Linked DNA regions of Homo sapiens: region 2 is linked to region 1. Evidence: chromatin loops called from intact Hi-C (ENCODE). Cell type or tissue: heart left ventricle. All regions are shown on one strand. Each heading gives the region's core, and the rest is flanking DNA. Links, peaks and the distances in the headings are about the cores only.

What was found. Hi-C counts contacts between places; a loop is a spot of excess contacts. Peaks named below come from ENCODE experiments on the same cell type or tissue, not always from the same donor. Only the 100,000 strongest peaks of a DNase experiment are listed, where the experiment ranks them.
Region 2: it touches region 1 in a loop (5-fold over the local background); 72 of 110 quality-filtered maps call a loop at or near these places.

The regions. Positions count from the first base shown.
Region 1 is chr4:149,996,507-150,001,889 of GRCh38, reverse strand. No RefSeq gene overlaps it. Among named protein-coding and RNA genes, the nearest start is that of DCLK2, 79 kb to the left of the region's middle. In heart left ventricle, for the core only: a CTCF peak has its summit at 2,235 (motif pointing left); no DNase peak of the experiment used is centred there.
Region 2 is chr4:150,871,528-150,876,910 of GRCh38, reverse strand. It overlaps LRBA (LPS responsive beige-like anchor protein), which reads left to right. Exons shown (of 57, transcript NM_001364905.1): 18 at 4,156-4,248. Among named protein-coding and RNA genes, the nearest start is that of LRBA, 140 kb to the left of the region's middle. RefSeq lists an enhancer at 2,147-2,680. In heart left ventricle, for the core only: no CTCF peak of the experiment used is centred there; a DNase peak (open chromatin) is centred at 2,350; H3K27ac peaks cover 1,274 bases.

The DNA of each region.
Region 1 (5,383 bases), core at 195-5,194:
GGTTTTCTTATATAGGGGTATTATCTATATAAAAGCTCTGCTATGTATACGTGTGGGTGGGCTGACTGCATGATGAAATTTATTGTTTTGCTGATTTAAAGAAAACTATCTGATGTGGTTTGGCTCTGTGTCCCCACCCAAATCTCACCTTGAATTGTAATAATTCTCACATGTCAAGGGTGGGACCAGGTGGAGATAATTGAATCATGGGGGCAGTGTCCCATGCTGTTCTCTTGCTAGTGAGTGAGTTCTCCTGAGATCTGATGGTTTTATAAGGGACTCGGCACTCATTCTCTCTCCTGCTGCCCTGTGAAGAGGTGCTTTCTGCCATGATTGTAAGTTTCCTGAGGCCTCCCCAGCCATGAGAAACTGTGAATCAATTAAACCTCTTTTCTTTATAAATAACCCAGTCTTGGGTGTTTCTTCATAGCAGCATGAGAATGGACTAATACAATATCCTTGGCATTTTAGTGTGTAAGCACATCAAAGCATAACTATAATTATCTTGAAAGCATGTATTGTTATAGGTATCAGGACACCCTGACTATCCATTATTGTGGGAGTATGTACTTGCAGGTATCTTTATGCCATTTCCTCAACTCTAAACATGTTATGACCATGGGTTGTGACTGGCAAGGATGAAGTTATTTTAAAATGGTGTCACCCTAGCTCTCATATCCTCCTGTTTCCTTAACGTTTCCTTGAGATAGGTCCTAATGGTGTCTCATTATATAAATGAAGACAGTGGAATGAGTTTAAGAACTTGCCCATGGTCACACAGACAACATGTGGGGGCAGGTTTTTAAGCCAGAAGTGGCTTTTTGCAGGCTTCCTTGACTAGTAGGCACTACTACTGTGATTCTCCCCATCAGAACCAATGTCTTTTTTAAGAAAAGTATCACATAATATCTTCTTTACTACTCTGACATGAAATTCACAGAAAACATAATACCCCCCAATTAAAAAAAAAATCCCTGACTTTAATATAAAGGAGAAACTCAAGGCAGGTATTTTTTATGAAGTAATATGGTTTTCAATAAGTAAATACTTTGACTTGATGATACTAGAAGTCATCATGAAGTGGTCAGATGCTTATGCTCATCTGCAGAATCTTCATAAATGTGTCAGCTGGAAAAGCAGAATGGGGTAGGCGTGTAGTATCAGGACTCAAATACAGGTGAAAGAACTTTCTAAAATGGTTAACAATTTTTGGGAAAGTTTCAAACTAAATAAAGTATAGTTTTACTTCAATTTATGCTATTGTTTAATTTCTGTAAAATTCAGTTTGCATGAAAATCATGCAAAAGGCTTTGTGTTTACATGTAAAACATGAGATAAGTATAAGGAGGCTGTTCATGTAGATGAATGACCAATGGGACATTGGAAAGACATGAGGGATGGAGAGAGTCAGTTTCCCAGGGCAGGATGGTTCCACACCTGGTCAGATGCCCGGGATTCTTGGCCCTCACCCATTAATGCCAGGAACACCTTCCAAATCATTGTGAAATCCATAAAATGACCTCCACAAATTTCTAAATTGCCACTAGGGTGGTCTTGCTCCAGGTGAGAACTACTGCTCTATTGAATACTCGGAAGAAACTAGTACTGCAAAGCCAAGGGAAATTACATAGTGCTAGATGAGTTAATGGAATATGGAACAGAAGTGTAATATTGCAATTAATTATGGAGTGGTATTTAAGCATGGAAACAGAAATAGGGCCTAGAAAGTATGACATATGAGAAATGAAGAATAAGCACTTTCAGGAAGAAGGACTCAAGGAAGACTTCTCTCCCTGCTGCCACAACTGCGTCAAGTTCTCTTTTAATACCCTGTCATAGCAACCTGTGTCTCTGCTTTGATACTCAGGACAATTGTCAGTAAATAGATAATTGCCTATGGCCCGTTTATATCTGTCTCTTTCACTAACAGATAACTTTCAATATCTGTATTGTTTACTGGGTATTACTAATACATAGAGAGGGTATTTTATGCAGTATTAGGGACTCAATAAATATCTGTAGAATGATTATTTAGTGACACTTGTTTGAAGGATTTGGAGGAGGATTCTGAGAAGTTTGGTTAATATGGCCTTGATTCTGATTCAAAGACTACTAACAGTATATATGCTGATTTCCATGCTAGCCCGCTGTTTGAAGTCTGGCCAATTAAGTACTGCCTCTGCAGACATTTCGCACTGGTTTTGCAAGCATAACTCTAGTGCCACCTTCTGCCAGGCAGAGAAACATGCTCAGATAATTTCCATTATGAGAATCTGGATTTGATGCTCAAACAGTTCTTTATGCTATAGAATTTATTAGATAATTTTTTAAATGCTAAAATAATGGGAGGTCTATAAATTCCCATTCAAAAATGCAAATTTTGGGCAATCTATAAATAATGCTGGCTGGAGTAAACAAAATCCCTATTTTCAGCATTTGAAATACGGGGAGTTTTCTTAGAGAAGAGAGAAGATTTAGGACTTTGTCTTACTGATTCAATGTCATTGTGTATAAGTTTAAAAATTATTACAAAAATGCTCCGATTATTATGAAAACATATGCACAGGTACTTGCTACAGAAAAGCAGCTTTGTGTATAGAATTCTCATTGACGTTATCAAGAATAGCTATTGTGGAGGAAACAGTTGGAACCCAGGTTCTGAAAGTATTTGATCAGAAGTTCTGCAAATCAACAAAACCTTTTTCCTATCATAAAAATAAAACCGATTTTTAAAATACATATTCATGGGTAATCACAAAACCTGCAATGCTCCTTTTCTCTGGTAAGACAATATCTTCTTTTTGCACAGCACTTTTTAATAATCTGTATGCTGTTGTACATTATGTGAATAAACAATAATATCTGAAGACACAAACAGTGTTGGATAGTGGTAACACTGTTACGCAGCAGGTGATTTTGTGTTGCAAGCACGAAGGAACAATTTTCTTATTTCTTATTTCTTTTTTTTTTTCGAGACAGAGTCTTGCTGTGTTGCCCAGGCTGGAGTGCAGTGGCATGATCTCAGCTCACCGCAACCTCTGCCTCCCAGGCTCAAGGGATTCTTGTGGCTCAGCCTCCCAAGTAGCTGGGAATACAGGTGTGCGCCACCAAGCCCGGTTACTTTTTGTATTTTTTGTAGAGATGGGGTTTCACCATATTGGCCAGGCTGGTCTTGAACTCCTGGCCTCAAGTTATCTGCCTGCCTCGGCCTCCCACAGTGCTGGGATTACAGATGTGAACCACCAGGCCAGCCAGAACAACTTTCAATTTTTACTCTAAACAGAAAGGAAGTGTCTCTTCCAATGGAATAAAGGTCAAAACCCTCTTTTGATAGCCATAAAATCATAGAGCAAAAGCCACCAATGTTTTTCTTAATATTTCACATAGTAAATATTTCAGATTTTGCAGGCCATAAGACCTCTATCACAACTACTCAGCTCTGAAGTTGTGGTTTGAAAGCAGCCATAGACAACTTGTAAACAAGAGAGGATGGCTGTGTTCCAATAAAACTTTACAAAAACAGGTAGTGGGCTGGATTTGGCCTTGGGCTGTAACTGCCAACTCCTGGCACAGATCACTGAGTATGCAGCTTCAGAACGGAGAACTGCTCTTACAGGGACAACCAGAAAACTTGCTCCAGAAAGACATGCAGAGCTACAGAACCTGGCATGGAAGTAGAGGGAAGCAGGACTTTCAGGGACAATGATTCAGTAGCTATGAGACTGCAGTGTGAGAGAGTAAATGAGCAAAGACTAAGATACTACTGGATTCAAAACTGCAAATGACACAGATGAGCAAACATGGAAGGCAGTGCCTGATGAGTCAGCAACAACAAAGTGTTAACAGAGAGCTAGTGTTCAAATAAGATGAAACGCTCACACCTCTGTAGGAGTGAGGAATACAAGGCTTCCTTATTGTTGGTCTCTAGGGTCAGCCTCATGTTCCTGGAGACACTGCCACTGTGCTGTCTCCTGTGTGGAGTGTGGGCGTAGACAGTGAACACGTGAGCAAGTGAATGTGTAATATAGCCACTTTGAATCATTTTATCTGGATGAACCCTTCAAATAATTTTCATGTCTCAGGGAAACTGCACAAAAATTTTCATATCTGCAGCTCGTGGTGCTTTAGCAGGGTCAGTAATTTGTAGGTATGATAATCCAAGAATGATTGTCAATGGTCTTTTGAATAGAGAATGCAGTTTTCCTGGGGATCCATTTATTTTGGCCAACCTATTAACCTACTCATTTTGTTTGTTCCCCCTCTCCACCAAGCATATAAACCCCACAAAGCAAATCAGTAGTTGTAGGTAGATGACACTCAGTTTTTCTTTCCTGTTAAAAAAAATTACCTGTTTGATTGTGTGTGTGTACATGTGTGTATGTGTGTGCTTTCACCTTATCCAATTAGGCCTATGTATTTGTTTCCAATTGCTGCTGTAACAAATTACCACAAACTTAGTAACTTAAAACAACCCTAATTTATTATTGTGCTATTCCGGAGACTAGAAAATCAAAATGGGTTAGTAGGGCTGCATTCTTCTGGAGGCTGCAGAGAAGAATCAATTTCCTTGCCTTTCCCAGCTTCTAGAGGCTGCCTGCATTCCTTGGCAGTGGACTCTTCCTCCATCTTCAAATCTTGCATCTTAACATCTTCAAATCATTCTCTCTCCCTCTCTTCCAACCCCAGCTTTTCTGCTCTTTCCTATAACAACCCTTGTGATTACATTAGGCTCACCTGGACAATCTGAGCTACTCTTTATATTTTAAGACCCTAAATTCAAATCAATCTGTTAACTCTCTTTTGCCTTGTAAGATAACATATTAATAGATTCCAGGCATTAAGATGTGGACAACTTTGGGGGCCATTATTCAGCCTACCACAGCCTAAAAGTTTTATCACAAATTTTTATGGGACAAAAAACTGATATGGTGTGTACAAGAGTAGTTTCTTCTTATTTAGAGAAAAAATGACTTTTCAGCAAAACTTTTTCTTTCATTCTTTTTTTTTTTTTGAGACAGGGTCTCACTCTGTCACCCAGACTGGAGTGCAGAGGCGCGATCAAGGCTCACTACAATCTCTGCCTCCCAGACTCAAGGGATTCTCCTGCCTCAGCTTCTGGAGTAGTGGGGATTAAAGTCATGTGCCACTACCGCCTGGCTAATTTTTGTATTTTTAGTAGAGATGGGGTTTTACCATGTTGGCCAGGCTGGTCTTGAACTCCTGACCTCAAATGACCCACCCACCTAGGCCTCCCAAAGTGCTGGGACTACAGGTGAGCCACCGTGCCTGGCTGAAACTTTCTTGAAAAATATAGGCAGTTAAGTTTAGATTACTTTACTTAAAATTAATTTCTTTCCATTCATAAATTTTTAAAGCTCATGAG
Region 2 (5,383 bases), core at 105-5,104, 880 kb before region 1:
TCTGTGTCTTTTGAGTGGGGGCATTTAGACCATTTACACTCATAGTTAATATTGATATGTGAGATTTTGATCCTATCATGAAGTTGTTAGCTGGTTGCTTTGTAATTTCTTTTGTGTGGTTGTTTTATAAGGTTTGCAAGCTACGTACATGTATTTTTGTGGTAGTAAGTGTTGTTCTTACATTTCCGTGTTTAGAACTCCCTTAAGGATCTCTTGTAAGGTTGGTCTGTAGGTAACAAATTCCCTTGATGCTTGCTTGCCTGAAAAACATTTATTTCTCCTTTGCTTATTAAGCTTAGTTTGGGTGGATATGAAATTTCTTGGCTAAATTTATTTTCTTTTAAGGATACTGAAAATAAGCCCTCAATGTCTCCTGGCTTGTGTGGTTTCTGCCAAGAAGTCTGCTGTTAGGCTGATGGGGTTCTGTTTGTATGTGATCTGACCTTTTTCTCTGGCTACCTTTAAGATTTTTTCTTTAATATTGATCTTGGGCAGTCTGGTGACTATATGCTGTGGTGATGTTCATTTTGTATGGTATCTTGTGATGTTCTCTAGATTTCTTGTATTTGGATGTCTATATCTCTAGCAACTTGAATTATTTCCTCACATATATTTTCCAGGTTGTTTTCTTTTTATCCATCTCTCTCAGTAATGCCAGTAATTTATAGGTTTGGCTGCTTTGCATAGTCTTATATTTCTTGAAGACTTTTTTTCATTTTTCAACCTGTTTTTGAAAATTTTTGTTCAGGTAAATTTGAAAGATCGGTCTTCAGGCTTTGAAATTCTTTCTTTTGGTTTGTCCAGTCTGCTGATAAAACTTTCAGTCTTGTTTTGTAATTTCTTAAGTGAGTTTTTCAATTCCAGGATCTCTGATTGATTTCTTTTTAAGATGTTTAATCCCATTCATCTCCTGGATTGCTTTAGAAGTTTCTTTTAATTTTCAACATTGTCTTGGATATCATTGAGCTTCCTTGCAGTCCATGCTTTGAATTATTTATTTGTCAATTCTTCTGAGTTTCCATTTTGGTTATGGACCATGGTTGGAGAGCCAGTGTGATCCTTTGATGGTGTCACCACACTCAGATTTTTCATGGTGTCTGAAGTTTTGTGGTGGTTCCTTCTTTGGAGATGCTGACACTTGTAACTTTTGTAATAATTTTCATGCTTTTAAGATTTTTTTCTTTCTCTGTAATGTTATTATTATTTTTTTGTCTTCTTTCTCTTTCCCTGTCTTCATAGGGGGTGTGGCTATAGAGAATGCTGGGTAGGGCCTTTTGGCTTTGCTTCTGTAGCTTTATACACTTCCGTCAGCAGGTTTTATATTGGGCTGTGCAGTTCAACCTACAAGCCATTGGATGGCAGTTATGAGTAAGAGTGGGCTTTGGCCAATGTGGCTGGGTATATACTTGACCCTTGTTTAGTGGGAGAAGTTCTCTGTTGCCTCAGGCAATAAGCTGATGTGTGTAGTGCATGGTGGTCTGAGCTCCCTTCTATGCTCTGGAGAAGGGCACAAAAAATAGTGATGGGAAACCTCAGCCCCAAGTTCTCTGCATGGGAATGGGGATGGCCTAAACTCCTAATCCAGGAAAAATGGGTTTTCCAGATTCCTGGAGATCTACTGGCTGTGAAATGGAGAGGGTCTCCTACACCAGGATTTCTGCACCGGAATGGTGGGACACCTCAGGGTACTGAACCAGGCAAGCAGTTATTTTGAATCCCTGGAGATAGGCTTGGGTGTGAAACAGAGAGGGCCCCCTGTACCAGGATCTCTACATAGGAATGGTGCAGAGGGTGCTGTTCCAGGTGACTGAGTAGTCTGAATGCCTGGAAATCTGCCTGGCCATGGAGCAGAGAGGTTCCCCCTTGCACCAAGATCTTTGCACAGAGGGGTGAGGTGACTCAGGCTGCTGGAGTAGCCAAGCAGCTGCTCTGAATGCCTGGAGATCTCCCTGAGCATGAAGCATAGAGGACCCCTCTGAACCTGGATCTCTGCAAAGGAAGAGTGGGGTGGCTCAGGCTGCCAATCTGGGCAAGCAAGTGCATTTAATGCCTGGAGATCTGCCTGTGCATCTTGCTGCACCACGTGGAATAGGGCTCAGGTTGCTAGTCCGTGGGAGTGGGTGCGTCAGTTGCCTGGAGATCTGCCTGGGCATGGAGCAAAGAGGGTCCAGTGCTATGATCTGTGTCTACGAAGGGTGGGGTGGCTTGAATGTCTGGATTTCTGCCTGAGAGTGGAGCAGAGAGGGCCCTGCTGCACCACAGTGTCAGGGTAGCAGGCTGGAGCACCCAGCAATGACACATGCAGACTGGTTCCAGGTCACCAAGCTGCCTCTGCCTGCCAAGTCTTGTTGTCCAGGAGATATTGCAGCTGTAGCAGCTTTCCTCCCACCCCAGGCCTGCGACGGGGTAGAGTACAATTATAACACCTACTGCTGAGGCAGTTTTCACAATTCTGGCTCCAAAGCAGGGACTCTAATCTCTGGCATGCCTGCACAGCCACACTGCCAGATTTCCAGTTTGAATTGTGTGTGCTTGAATTCAAAATGGCATCCTGCTGTTGGTCCCTGCAACTTTTCCTGGTGTCTTTCCCTCACAGTATCTCCATACCTCTTTCCCAGTTAGCTCCAGGTCTTGGGAGAAACAAAGTGCTCTCGGGAACTAGGGTGCCTTTCATGATTCTGGTGGAGTCCTGCTTTTCTTCCTGAATTAAAGCTCACAGTTGATTTTTATATACTATCTTGCTATTTCTAAGTGGCTGAGAAATGCTAAAGCCCTCAAATCTGCCATCTTTGGGGAAAAAAACTCAAAAAACTATTGTGATTTTAAACTGGTATTATATTAATATTTCTTTTAAAAGGTTTAATTTTTATTTGGCTGAATTTAAATCCTTGAAGAAAAGAAACATACAACATATTAGTATTTTCCTAATGATTGACTGTTAAGTTTTTGTACTAAGATTTGAATTAAAATTATGCAGTTACAATGTGATATGGACCTGGATGCCTTTAGTTCATGTTTTAAAAGGAATCAAACTTCTTTTTTATATACCTGCTTTTCTATTGATCACTAGAGGTTGAAGATATTTCCTTTTTGTTCAGAATGTTTTCTAACTTACTAAACACCAAAATTTTGATCTAGGAGGATACTGATATCCTTAATTTTTATAAGTAATTATAAGAGTTTCTAATTACTGTTCTTGTTCTAAATGTTTATGAGGAAGGGAATGCTGTAATGAATCAGTTTAATTTCAGTTGCATTATACTTTACTTATACTAAAATCAGAAGGCCTTCCTAGATCTTTGTTTGTTTGTTTTTTTTTTTGAGACAGAGTCTCACTGTGTTGCTCAGGCTGGAGTGCAGTGGCATGATCTCGGCTCCCTGCAACCTCCACCTCCCAGGTTCAAGCGATTCTCCTGCCTCAGCCTCCCGAGAAGCTGGATTAGAGGCACATGCCACCACACCCAGCTAATTTTTGTATTTTTAGTAGAGATGGGGTCTCACCATGTTGGCTAGGCTGGTCTCGAACTCCTGACTTCAGGTGATCTGCCTGCCTTGGCCTCCCAAACTGCTGGGATTACAGACGTGAGCCACTGCATCCAGCTGCCTCATAGATCTTTAAAAATTAAATTAGATTACTATATAATTTTTGAGAATTGAATGAGAAATTTATTTTTAGCAGTTCTTTGGTTGTAAATCTTTTTACTTTTGTAATTATTTCTGATAATCATTTATTATTAGCCTACTGTCTTGTTTTTCATGGCGACAATTATTTAGAAATTTAAATATGTGCTACCATTAGAAATGCTTTCTTTCTACTGACTTAAAATAACAAGTTGGTAACCTTCAGAACATTTACAAGCCTGTAGCAGAAGGAAAAAAGTATCTGAAAGCTAGCTTGATACACACGTTACATATAAGTATGTGCATGGAAAAGTCACCTCATTTCTTATATTCCAATTTCTTCTCATTTCTTAGTTTTCATTGAAAGGAACTCTAGCCTGAGATAAGCAGATTTTTTATATACAGAAATCTATATTAAATTTCCTTCCATATTATTTGAAATAGATTTATAATAATATGAAAAGTATATATTTTAAACCTTTCCATTTAAAAATTATACTCAAAATAGTTTGTTTTAAATTTTTATTCATTCAGTGTTATCTACAAACTTCTGGCATCGAAAAGTGAAGGAATCAGGGTACAAGCTCTTAAGGCAATGGGTTATTTTTTAAAACATCTGGCCCCAAAGTAAGTATGCCGAAATCTAAGATGGACTGTTGTATTCTACTTATTTATTTTATAAATCTTTGCAGTAGTAATTTTGTTCTATAGTCCTCTAGTTTTTCTTTTATTTTTATTCATAAATTGCTGTATAAATGTAATCCCACTAGTACATATTTTAAAAATTAAGTGAACAGGATTAATTTTTTTGTACATAAAATTATTTAAATTATTCATGTATTTAATGTGAATTATGAGAATTAGTTTGGACAGCTTGCATTCAAGAAGCTATGGAGACTTGATTTCAGGTGACTCACACCATTTTTGCTTTATCTGTATTATAAAGTAATACATAACCTGGATGTTTGTCACATAGTGTGTTCTGCTGTATGCGTAACTCAAAACTGAAACTTCCACGCTTATTTTCTTAGCTGAATACAGATATTCATGTTCTACCTCTTGTTCTTTGTACCAGAAGTAGTTTATTTTAAAAAGAAAATTTTGGGGGTAGAACAAGTGTTGGTAAACTGAAGTCTTTAGGAATCCAGTTAGCCACCTGTAAATAAAGTTTTATTGGAAAACAGCCACAATAATTTATTTGTGTATCATCTGTGGCTGCTTTCATGATACAAGGACAGTGTTGAGTTGTGACAGAAATCACCTGGTCCACAAATTCTAAAATATTTACCCCCTGGCCATTTGCAGAAAAGCTTTGCTGACCCCAAGGGTAAAATTAAAGTTTGTGATCCTTTAGTTTCTGAATTTATGCTTGGAAGGTTAATTTTGGTATATATGTTTTCATAGTATTTATTTTAAAAAATTATATTACATTTCTTCTACTTTTTCTCCACATTGTTTTTCTACTTAAGTATTTATTGTGCTTTAGATGATCATCCCCAGGGGAGACTAAGTTAGTGCTGGTAGATTGTAGCAACTTCGTTAAATAAATAACTGCTCTGAAGATTTTGGAGGAGGTTTTTGCTGTGCTGTAGCATAGGCACACTTGTCTTTTTTTTTTTTAATTTTTAACTTCGGCTATGCTTATATAGTTAGCATTTCTCTGCTTAAAGGTTTTGTGGCCTTAAAAGTTCTAGATTGAAGATAGTTGGGAGAGTAATTGAGTTGGGAATTGTTTGTAATGTGAAAAAGTATTTTGTGTTTC